2 separate regions of the Mus musculus genome follow, and region 1 is linked to region 2. The links are chromatin loops, found by intact Hi-C in ENCODE. Cell type or tissue: heart. All regions are shown on one strand.

Region 1 (5,000 bases), 290 kb before region 2:
GCCTACGTGGGTGAGGATAGAGCTTATATTTGATGCTTTTTACCACAGTGGAATAAAATGCTTTAAAAGCATTTAGTGCAAAGAAATAAACTTTTATCCAGAAAAGACAATAGGGAGTTGGGGTGAGGAACCTTTCCTCTTTGAGACACGGGGAGGTGAAGTGGGAGGACGGATGGAGTGGCAGCTGCCGGCATGGGTGGGAAGGCAGCCGGGGAACATCCTGAGCTGGTTTCCTGGTGAGGTTAATGCAGGCTTGCTTTTGTGCTTGTTTTTGTTTTTGTTTGTTTTCTTCACTTTTCTTTTGGCTTGCAGGATGTAATCCCATCACAAACCGAGGACCGTGTGTGTGTGTGTGTGTGTGTGTGTGTGTGTGTGTGTATGTGTTTGACAGAGAGAGAGAGAGAGAGAGAGAGAGAGAGAGAGAGAGAGAGAGAGAGAGAGAGAGATTTAGATTTAGAGAGAGAGATAAGGATTTGGCTTCTGTGACACTGGAGGTTGACAGGGCCCCAGGACAGAGCCCAGAGCCTTTGGAGTCCCAGGAGAGCTGCAGATAGAAGCTCCAGGGCAGGCCAGAAGGTCCAGAGCCAAGCAGAGCCTGTGCTGTCTCAGTTCGAGTCTGAAGGCAGGAAAAGGGCAGCATCCTAGCTAGAAGGTCGTTTACAGGAGGAACCCCCTGTGGATCCTGGCCTGCCTTCTTTTGCCAGGCTGTCAGGGTGTAGCCCACCCATCCACTTGGGGAAGGGGAAATGTGCTTTATCTAGAATAGTCTCTTCAGTACAGTGTTCTCCAAATGTCTAACAGCCAGTCTAGTTGAACGTAAAACCTAACCACCTCAGCTTTATCAGCTGCATTCTGCTCTATAGGAATAGGTCCTAGAGGCGGAGCCAGCTGTTGTCTGCTTGGGTTGGGTCTTCAGTCTCTTTCGCAGGGCTCTGACCATCACAAGACCCTCCCCCTGTTTTATGCTCACCCTTGAATCTTGATCTGGTGCAACCCTTTTCCCTTAATGAGTTTGGGACGAGTTTTATTGTCCATCCCACCACTGGGTTCCCATGAGTCTGGCTGCCCTCCCTCAAGCCCTCTGTCCTTGCAAGAGTCTCCCTGGATCCCTTCCATATTTTGCTAGGCTGGGTCATTGCTAGAGAACAGGCCTTATACAATCATATCTGCCTGGTGCTTATTACAATAACCAATCTGAAAACCGGGGCTTAATGCACGCACGTGAGTACACACATGCCTATATGCTCATCTGTGTTCAGAGACACCTTTCAATGTAGTGGTCTATGTATAAGAGCAAAGCTAGGATACCTCTCAGACCCTCCAGGGCCAGTTGACAATACTTCAACAGAGTTAAATGTCCTATGTGTTACAGTCTGCAGAAAGTGCCAGCCATTGGGTACATGGTTTCAATAACAATTCTAGTCACCAAGGCCTCTCCTCTGTCCACTGACTTGAGTGCTTGCAGCCTAGCTACCTTCTGGCTGGGGAATAGGCCTTGAGCCACCTGTCTGGATGCGCTTTCCTATCTCTAGAATAGAAGGGCACATATAGGGGGAAAGCAAGGCCAAGCTGGTGCTGCCAAGGAAGCTACAGATGTGCACAGTAGGATGGCCTAACGGAGAGGGAGGGAGGGGGAGGGGAGAGGGAGAGGGAGAGAGAGGGGAGTGGGAGAGGATGCATTTATTCTATTTGGAAGGATAGAGCCAAGAAGCAGTTCAGGACTATGATGGCCAAGCTCAGGCTTTGAAGTGGGCCATCCCCTGGGCTCCTGCATCTAGAGGATTGAATGGTCTGTGTCAAAGGGCACAGGTGGCCTCTTAAAGAAACCCAACCCCAGCAGCAGCAGCTGCTCAGTGAGAATGCCTGATGGAGCTAGAGTCTAGATTCTCAGCCAAGCAGCCATCCCTGTCTTCAACTCAACAGGTAGGGAGGGCGGAGGCTGGGGAAAGCTGCCTGGTGACAGTGGCCCCAGGCGATAGGACTTGAGGAATGGACGGAAGGACAAGCAGTAGGAGTTTGGGCAAGGGCTCTCCCAGAGAACAGGCCTTATACAATCGTATCTGCCTGGTGCTTATTACAATAACCAATCTAAAAACCGGGGCTTAATTCAGGAATGTGAGTCCCTCTCCCTCCCCCTCCCTCTCCCATCCCCCTCCCTCCCTCTCCGTTAGGCCATTCTACCGTGCACATCTGTAGCTTCCTTGGCAGCACCAGCTTGGCCTTGCTTTCCCCCTTTATGTGCCCTTCTATTCTAGAGATAGCAAAGCATCTCCAGACAGGTGGTTCAAGGCCTAGTGGGAGGACAAAGGAGAGCTACTCACACGCTCAGAGAACAACGTGATACGGAAGGCTGTACAAAAGATACGTAAGCAGGTGAATAAACCACAGCAGGACAGACCCTTGCATGTCCTGGTAGCTAGAGAGATGTAACGTCTTCATTCATGAGAATGGTGCCTTGTTCATCTACAACCATACTCACACGTTGTCTTCTTTCCTCCCTCCTTCCCTCATCACCGCCCTTCCCCCCCTTTCATGTGTCTTTATAAGTTTACTTCGTATTCAGGATTTTTGAACACGACAGGCTTGTTTTGAGCGAGCAGCAAACACAAGTCCAGCTGTGAGAGGGAAGGGCAATATGGCCCCCTCAGCCAGAGCCCCAGGAAAAGCTACAATGACACAGCCCATCAGAGGCTGGCCCCAGCCTCCCGCTGATGACCTCATTACTCCACATCTGGGAATGGCGCCAAGAGGCAGCCCAGCTTGCCAGAACATAGACTCCTGCAGAGGGCTTCAGACTCTGAGGCCCCAGGGGACCTACTAAGTCCAGCGCCCTGAGAAGCCTGCCATCTCCATCTCCCTCCCACACTGGCTAGTCACCCAGCCTCATCTCTCAAGCCAGGAAGGTAGGGACCAGGGGGATCCACACACAGATATCCCAAGGCCCACCACCGCAGAGTACAGTGTTGAGGACCAATATGCTTGAGGGAGTTGGCCCCTCTACACATGCAGATTCTCTGATGAGGTATTTATAATAGTCTCTCCACAGTGCCCATGAGGGAAGACACGGTAGACTGGGATCCTCATGGTGGGGCAGAAGCTGAGTTGCTCTGAACAGAACTGGAAATAATGAGACCAATTTCTCCTACAAACAGTCACTGAAAACCCACGGGCAGGCACCATCCTCCACCCGTGGTCCCACGAAGTGTGTGGACACAAACGCTTCTGTGGCATGTCTCGAGGTCTGCTGTGGTCCCCAATGGAGAAGAATGAATTTACATCCATGGAGCTAATCCAATAGAGGAAACAATGTGGCGCTAGGCTGTGGAAGGCCACGTATCGCGTGGCAGCGTGGGCTAAACACTTGATTGGCACCAGGGCCCCACCTTCTCCCACTACTTGGTATTCATCATTCATCGGCTCTTGCTGGGAGCCTTTCCCGGGCTCCTCATCTCCCCGAGGGATTACTGTCCACACTGGCACAGGCACCCAGCTCATGTCCCTCTGTCTTTGCCAGCACAATCTGGTGCCTGATACAACTTCCCGTCACACTGGATGGTTTAGAAATAACTACTTTATTCTTAGGATTAGCATGTCTTCTCCCATTTCTGTTGCTATGACTTTAACGGAGCGTTGTGTGGTAATTCGATACACAAGTAAAACACATGAAGAAGATATCAGGAAGCTTGGCTCCTCTACTTCAAAAACTTCTTAAGTTTATTTTGATTAACACGTAACATTTGAACATGTTATGGGGTAGATTGTGGCATATCATAATTTTTGGCTGCCCTGGAACACTCTGTGTAGACCAGGCTGCCCTGGAACACTCTGTGTAGACCAGGCTGGCCCAGAACTCACAGAGAACCTGACTGCTTCTGTCCCCTGAACACTAGGATAAAGGAGTGTGCTGCCACACAAGCTCAACTAAGCGTGTCCCGCTTTCTATTTCCTGAGGAGACTCAGTCCAAACTCCCATCTCATTTGAAACAAATCTGCATTGTGTTAAGACTTGGAAGGCTCAAACAATCTTTCTCATGTACACATATGCTCACTTACACACACACACACACACACACACATACTCACACACACACACATACTCACACACACACACCACACATATACACATATTCATACATAGTCACACACACACCACACATATTCACACCCACTCACATTCAAACACCACACACACACACACACACACACACACACGTATCACACACTACACATACACACATACTCATACACATTCACACACACACACCACAAGCTCACTCCTTCTTTTCATGAGACAATTTGTACTGCACATAACTCTTTAAGCAGGATCATGACTAGGTGGTCCCTTGACCTTAGGTCTCCGGGACAGAAGCTGAAAGGCGACATCGCCAGGAGTGGGCAAGGGGTGCCGTGTTCCACAGCCCCTGCTGTACTCTAAGTCACCAGATTCTTCCTGTGTGGCCACCAAGCTTGGGTTTGAGCTTATCCCTGAGCCGTCCTGGCAAACACAGCCCTTCACAGAGAGGAGGCCCGGGCCCTACCTAAAACCTCCCATCTTCCTCTCCTTCTCCATCCAGTGCTCCATTCTCACACAGGTCCCCTCCCCCACGCCCTTCACTTTATCTTTGCCTCCATCCCCCGTGAAATATCTTCCATATTCACAAGTATTCTCAAATAAAGCAACAACAGCAAAACCCTAAGAAGGCTAATACCCTTCTTATCGGAGAAATACTCAGTACAGAATAGAAATTCCCTAAGAAGGAAGAAAGGGAACGTTTCATGAGTCCCTACTGTGTGCACAGTGTCTTTGGCCTCTCCTGGTGTGACAAAGTGACTCTGAGTGCTTGCAATGTGCATTACTTGCGAGCTCAATGATGTCAGTTGTGGCTAGGAGAAGAAGGAGCGCTTATCTCTGCTCCACTCACCTTTGTGTCCCGAGGAAGCCTGGACCTCCGTGAGCTATGTCAGCCTGCTGTGCCAAGTCCCTCTGAGGCCAACAGTAG
Region 2 (5,000 bases):
CTCAGTCCCTGCTAAACACTGCCCACATGCCCATTTCGAAAGCCACAGAAGGTGTTAGGCTTTTATGATCAAACTGATGAGTTTATGTGAAAGCAGAAGAGGGCAGCTGAAGGTCAGGCGGTGAAGTATATGCAGTCTTTGAGTTCCCCAGGGATCCTTGTCCAGGGCCTGGCCTCAACTCCCTTCTTACTTCCTACACCCCTAGCCATGTTGCCGTGATTGCTTAACTCACCAGGGAAAGAGCTGTGATGAGGAGAAACTTAAACTAGATAATAAAGCATGCAGGGATGGAGCCCAGTCTCCATTTAGCTCTTACACTCTCAACATTGTAGCTTTGAGGGGAGACTTTCATTTCTCAGACTGCCTTGCATTCTACAGCTGCAGATGCTATTGGGCCATGCACTCCTTTGTTGTTGATACTGTTGGCGTCTTGCTATGTAGCCCAGATTGGCCCAAAGACTCTTATGACTCCGTTCCTCAGAGCTGGGATTACGGCAAGGTACCACCATCCTGACCCACGAAGCTCTGATGAGTGGTGGCTCGTTGAAGCCCAGGCCTGCGGATGCAGGGGTGAAGAGCCCTCAGGTCTGAAGGTCTGAGAATAAGTAGCCTCGAAGTGCAGACTCAGGAGAAGATACATCTCAGTTCAGGAAGAGATTGTGCACCATTCTTCCATCTGGTTTATTTGGGCCCTGGGCAGACAGGGTGATTCCTATCCCTGTTGTTGAAGGTGAATCCTCTTTGCTCAGTTACAGACTCAAATGCTAATCTCATCCAGAAACTAACTACATCCAGATACAATGTCTGCCAACTATTTGGTCCCGCCTTAGCCCAGTCAAGGTGGTATATAACATTAATCGTCTCAGGGGCTGGAGAGGCCCAGAGATGAGAGAACTTGCTCTTCTTGCAGAGGAGTTCAATTCCACAGACCCACAGCCACCTGTAGCTCCAGCTCCAGGGATCCAACAACCTTTTGTGACCTCCATGGGAATATACATATATACATACACACATATACACAAACACACACACATTCGCATGCATATATGTACACATAGACACATAAATAAAACAATAAAAAATTATTTTTAAAAATAAACATATAGAGAAAACAAGAATGTATAATACATCATATGTAATACATAATACATAAAAAGTCCCATCATAAAATGACCAGTACTCTATGATTCCATTTATATGGGGCACTTGGAATAGTCATGTTCCTAGAGATAGAGATCTGGATGGTAGTTGTTGGTGGCTGTTGAAGGCACCTCTGGTGTTTACCAAATAGTGTAATGGATGTAAGCTACAGTTCTGTATTATGTGAGAGTACTTAGCACTACTCAACTAAATACCTTTGAGTGGTGAAGGTATCTGGGATTGGTGGAATGCTTGCAATCCCAGGGCTTTAGAGATTACAAACTGGAGTTCAGCCTGGGCTACACTGCAGGGCCCTGTATACAGATAAATAACCCTGAGATGATGAGTGTCATACTCTTGTGTATTTTCCCACCGTTAACAATTGTTGTGCAAAGTTTCTGCACGCACTGAATCCTTTGTTGCCCAGTGTTCGGCAGATTCCACTTTTTGTTTGGCTGAGATGTGTCTTCAGCTACAGATCTATTTGGTGCCAATTTTAGTAATGGTAGAATGAAGTTCAAATAAACTTTCCTCTCGAGAAAGGCCTAACTCCGGCAAGTTGCCAGGACAAGAGAAGAAGCAAGCACATGCAACAGTGCGGAAGGCACCGAATCCTGCAGGCACACTCTGTAGGTGATCTTGACACCAGGATTGGAGCCGTGAGGGGAGTGGAGGAGACAGGCAGCCGTCAACCACACTATAATCCACAACATGTATTATCACTGTCTTCTGGATTATAGATGTTTCTTTCAATGAGTCAGGAAGGTTGACTGGCTGATGGATTTAAAAAAACAAACAAAAACAAAACCCTCATAGGGCTTTCCTTATATAGATTGTCCTCAGGAGACCTCTGACTGAATGTTCCCTCCTCCCTAGCTAGCAGCTGCTTCTTAGCATGTGTGTTTACAGAAATACCAGTAGTTATTGCATGTTCCTTGCCATGTGATTAAGCATTGCCATAAAGCCCTGGCTAGATTAGGGAAAGATCTTCCCTTTCTGAGACTGGAACCAAACTAGTGTCCATGACGGACAGCTTCTGCCACCTACTGGCCAATGGTAGTATCACTTGCCAAATGCCTCTACTTGCCAAGGAGAGAGAGCTAGAAAATTCAATATAGGAGGACACACTATATGGGCTTGCTCACACACGCACGCGCGCACACACACGCACACACACACTGAATCATATATTTTAGCGTTATATCACAGAGTATATACTCAGATGTTGGGTTAAGTGGAGTCTACCCCACTATTGCTGACAACTTTCATTTAGCATCTCCCTCAACTCTTAGAAACAGTGCATGAGGTAAGCTCCATTGTTCTCATTTTAGAGGTTGGAAAACTGGAGAACGGAAGTGTCCTTCTGATATGACAAGGGATCAGAAGCACCATGAATAATATATTGGAAAGAAGGCCTACAGTGAAATTACTATCTTCTCTCTCCATTTTAAATTTAATTTTGTTACTTTATGAGTTCTGCTTGATTTTCATATGTTTATCACATGCATACAGTGTCCAAGGAGTCCAAAAGGCAGTGTCAGATCCCCTGGAACTGGAGTACAGGCTGTTGTGAGCTGCCATACAGGTGCTGGGAACTTAGGAAGAGCAACCAGTGCTCTTAATGCTGAGCCATCTCTCCTGTCCCTGCTTCTCCATTTTTTTTTCAAATCAAACACACCATTGTAAAGATGTCTAGTGTGCTCTAAAGAATCCAGAAGAGCCAGCTTAAGAGTCAGAGAGATGACTCAGCAGTTAAGACCACCAGTCGCTCTTCCAGAGGATCTGGGTTCAGTTTCCGACACCCACATACAACCAATCTTCCAACCACGGTCTGGAGTTCCAGATAGTCTGATACCCTCACATAGACATGCATGCAGGCAAAATACCAAGGCAAAATACCAATGCACGCAAAATAAAATAAATAATTTTCTTTTTAAAAAAAAAAGTCCTACAGAAAATAGCAGCTAATGCTTCTGTCCAGGTTCACTCTGGCAAGGTCACCGCTTTCCAGACCTCCCACAGTGAGTGTAGCAGGTGGCTGTGTCCTCATTACTTACCTTCAGTTCATATCAACAAACACATGGCTATTTCTCCAAACAAAACAAAACAAACCTTACATCCTGAAAATTTGCCACCACTGAAGATCTTTATGCTCTGGAGTCCCTCATAGTCATTCAAGCAACAGTGCAAATATGCAAATGTGTAAAATTTCCAAGCGTGACCAGGTGAGACAGGAGTACATCCGTGGACATATATGGCTTGATTAAAAAAAAAATCAGTTTTAGACCCACAGTTGAAATTTAGAGGAAAGGGCTGGGGAGATGGCTCAGCAGGTAAGAGCACTGACTGCTCTTCTGAAGGTTCTGAGTTCTATAAATAAATCTTTGGGCCGGAGCAAGCAGGGACTGAGTGAGTGGGGTTGACTAGAGCAAGCAGAGGTCCTATACTCAATTCCCAGCAACCACATGATGGCTTACAACCATCTGTTCAGCTACAGAGTACTCACATACATAAAATACATAAATAAATCTTTTTTAAAAAGAGAAATTTAGGGAAAGAATCAGTTGTACTGGCAACCTCCCCAAAGACAGGCCCATCCCTTCAGGAAGAACATTCTAGACACTGTATCTTCTCACTTTCCTGCCTCTTTCTAGTGGGCCGTGGACAGTGATCAACAGTCGCCTGTCTTTACTGAAGGGAAAGGAATGAGACCTGCAGTTTGAGCCCACTGTTTCCCGTTGGCATAATCAACAGCACACCTCCATCTAAAAACAAGACAGCCTCCTGCTGGTGTGAGGTACAGGCTCCTCTCCTCCCATCCCCCCCCCCCCCAATCCCCTCTCCTCCCCTCCTCTACCCTTCTCACAGCATCAACTTGACTGGAACCAGAACCAGGGGTGCAGTCACCTTGCTAGCACACAGAGTGGGACGCAGGTCTTCACAAGGGGTGGCACTGTTGATTTATGAACTTCTAGTACTCAGAGTCCATGGTTGGGGATGGGGGTTGGGGGAGGAACAGATTTCCTATAGTAAAGGTTTCAAAATAATGTCTATGTCAATATATTTAGCAATGTATATCCATTAGCTTTTACTAATGACCATTTCCTTATAAGATGTCTATAGCTGAATCCTGAAGACTGCTGTTGTTCTTGAGAGAACAGGGAAGGTTTCTGGCCAAGGTTCAAGGCAGAAATGGGCTGGAGATTTCATTTCCAGACACCATTCTTGTATTCACTGTGATGCATTAAAGGAATGAGTACCAGTCCATGAACACAGGAAATTGAAAGGCAGGACTAATAAAAGTTCTTAGACAATCTCTACCCCTGCTTTGTCTCTCTCTCCTTCCTCCCGCCTCACCTCTCTCTCTCCTTCTTCACCTTCCTCCCTCTTTCTCTCTCTCCCTTCCTTTCCCTCTCTCCCTTCCCCTCCTTCCCCTCCCCCTCCTTCTCCTCCCCATCTCCCGTTACCTCCCCCTCTGTCCCAGGACCAACAGGAAACCGTGAAGGTGATTCACCGGGAGGATCAGACAGGATGCTGTCTCCTTGGCCCTACTGCTCCAACACGTCTGCCAACATTGACCTGTGGCTTCTTCCTGAAACCCAGTCAGCCATCCCAGTTTGCTTTCTGTTGCTGTGATAAAGACCCTCAGTGAAAGCTACCTGGAAGGAAGAACAGCTTTGCTTCAGCTTACACAACCCACTGGAAAGGGCTGATGTCTTTGACTCTTTCCTGTCAATTCAGCAAATACCTGATTATAGGAAACTTAGAGGGTTATTTACATCTCAGTTTTGAAGGCAGATCATCTCAGATTGGGCAGCCCCAAAAATGAGACCTCCGATGTTCTCCTTACATTTCGGTTG

Evidence for each region. A loop is a pair of places that touch in the nucleus more often than their neighbours do. Peaks named below come from ENCODE experiments on the same cell type or tissue, not always from the same donor. Only the 100,000 strongest peaks of a DNase experiment are listed, where the experiment ranks them.
Region 1: a loop joins it to region 2, with 2.2 times the contacts of the local background. A loop is called at or near these places in 1 of 42 quality-filtered maps.

What each region holds. Positions count from the first base shown.
Region 1 is chr2:128,282,265-128,287,264 of GRCm38, forward strand. No RefSeq gene overlaps it. Among named protein-coding and RNA genes, the nearest start is that of Gm14009, 120 kb to the left of the region's middle. In heart, a CTCF peak has its summit at 2,778; DNase peaks (open chromatin) are centred at 2,737 and 3,277; H3K27ac peaks cover 1,071 bases.
Region 2 is chr2:128,571,229-128,576,228 of GRCm38, forward strand. Gm36203 (a long non-coding RNA gene) reads right to left here. Exons shown (of 9, transcript XR_866725.3): 5 at 4,655-4,799; 6 at 4,048-4,164; 7 at 3,253-3,398; 8 at 317-556. Among named protein-coding and RNA genes, the nearest start is that of Gm36203, 18 kb to the right of the region's middle. In heart, CTCF peaks have their summits at 2,181 (motif pointing left) and 2,385; a DNase peak (open chromatin) is centred at 2,113; H3K27me3 peaks cover 423 bases.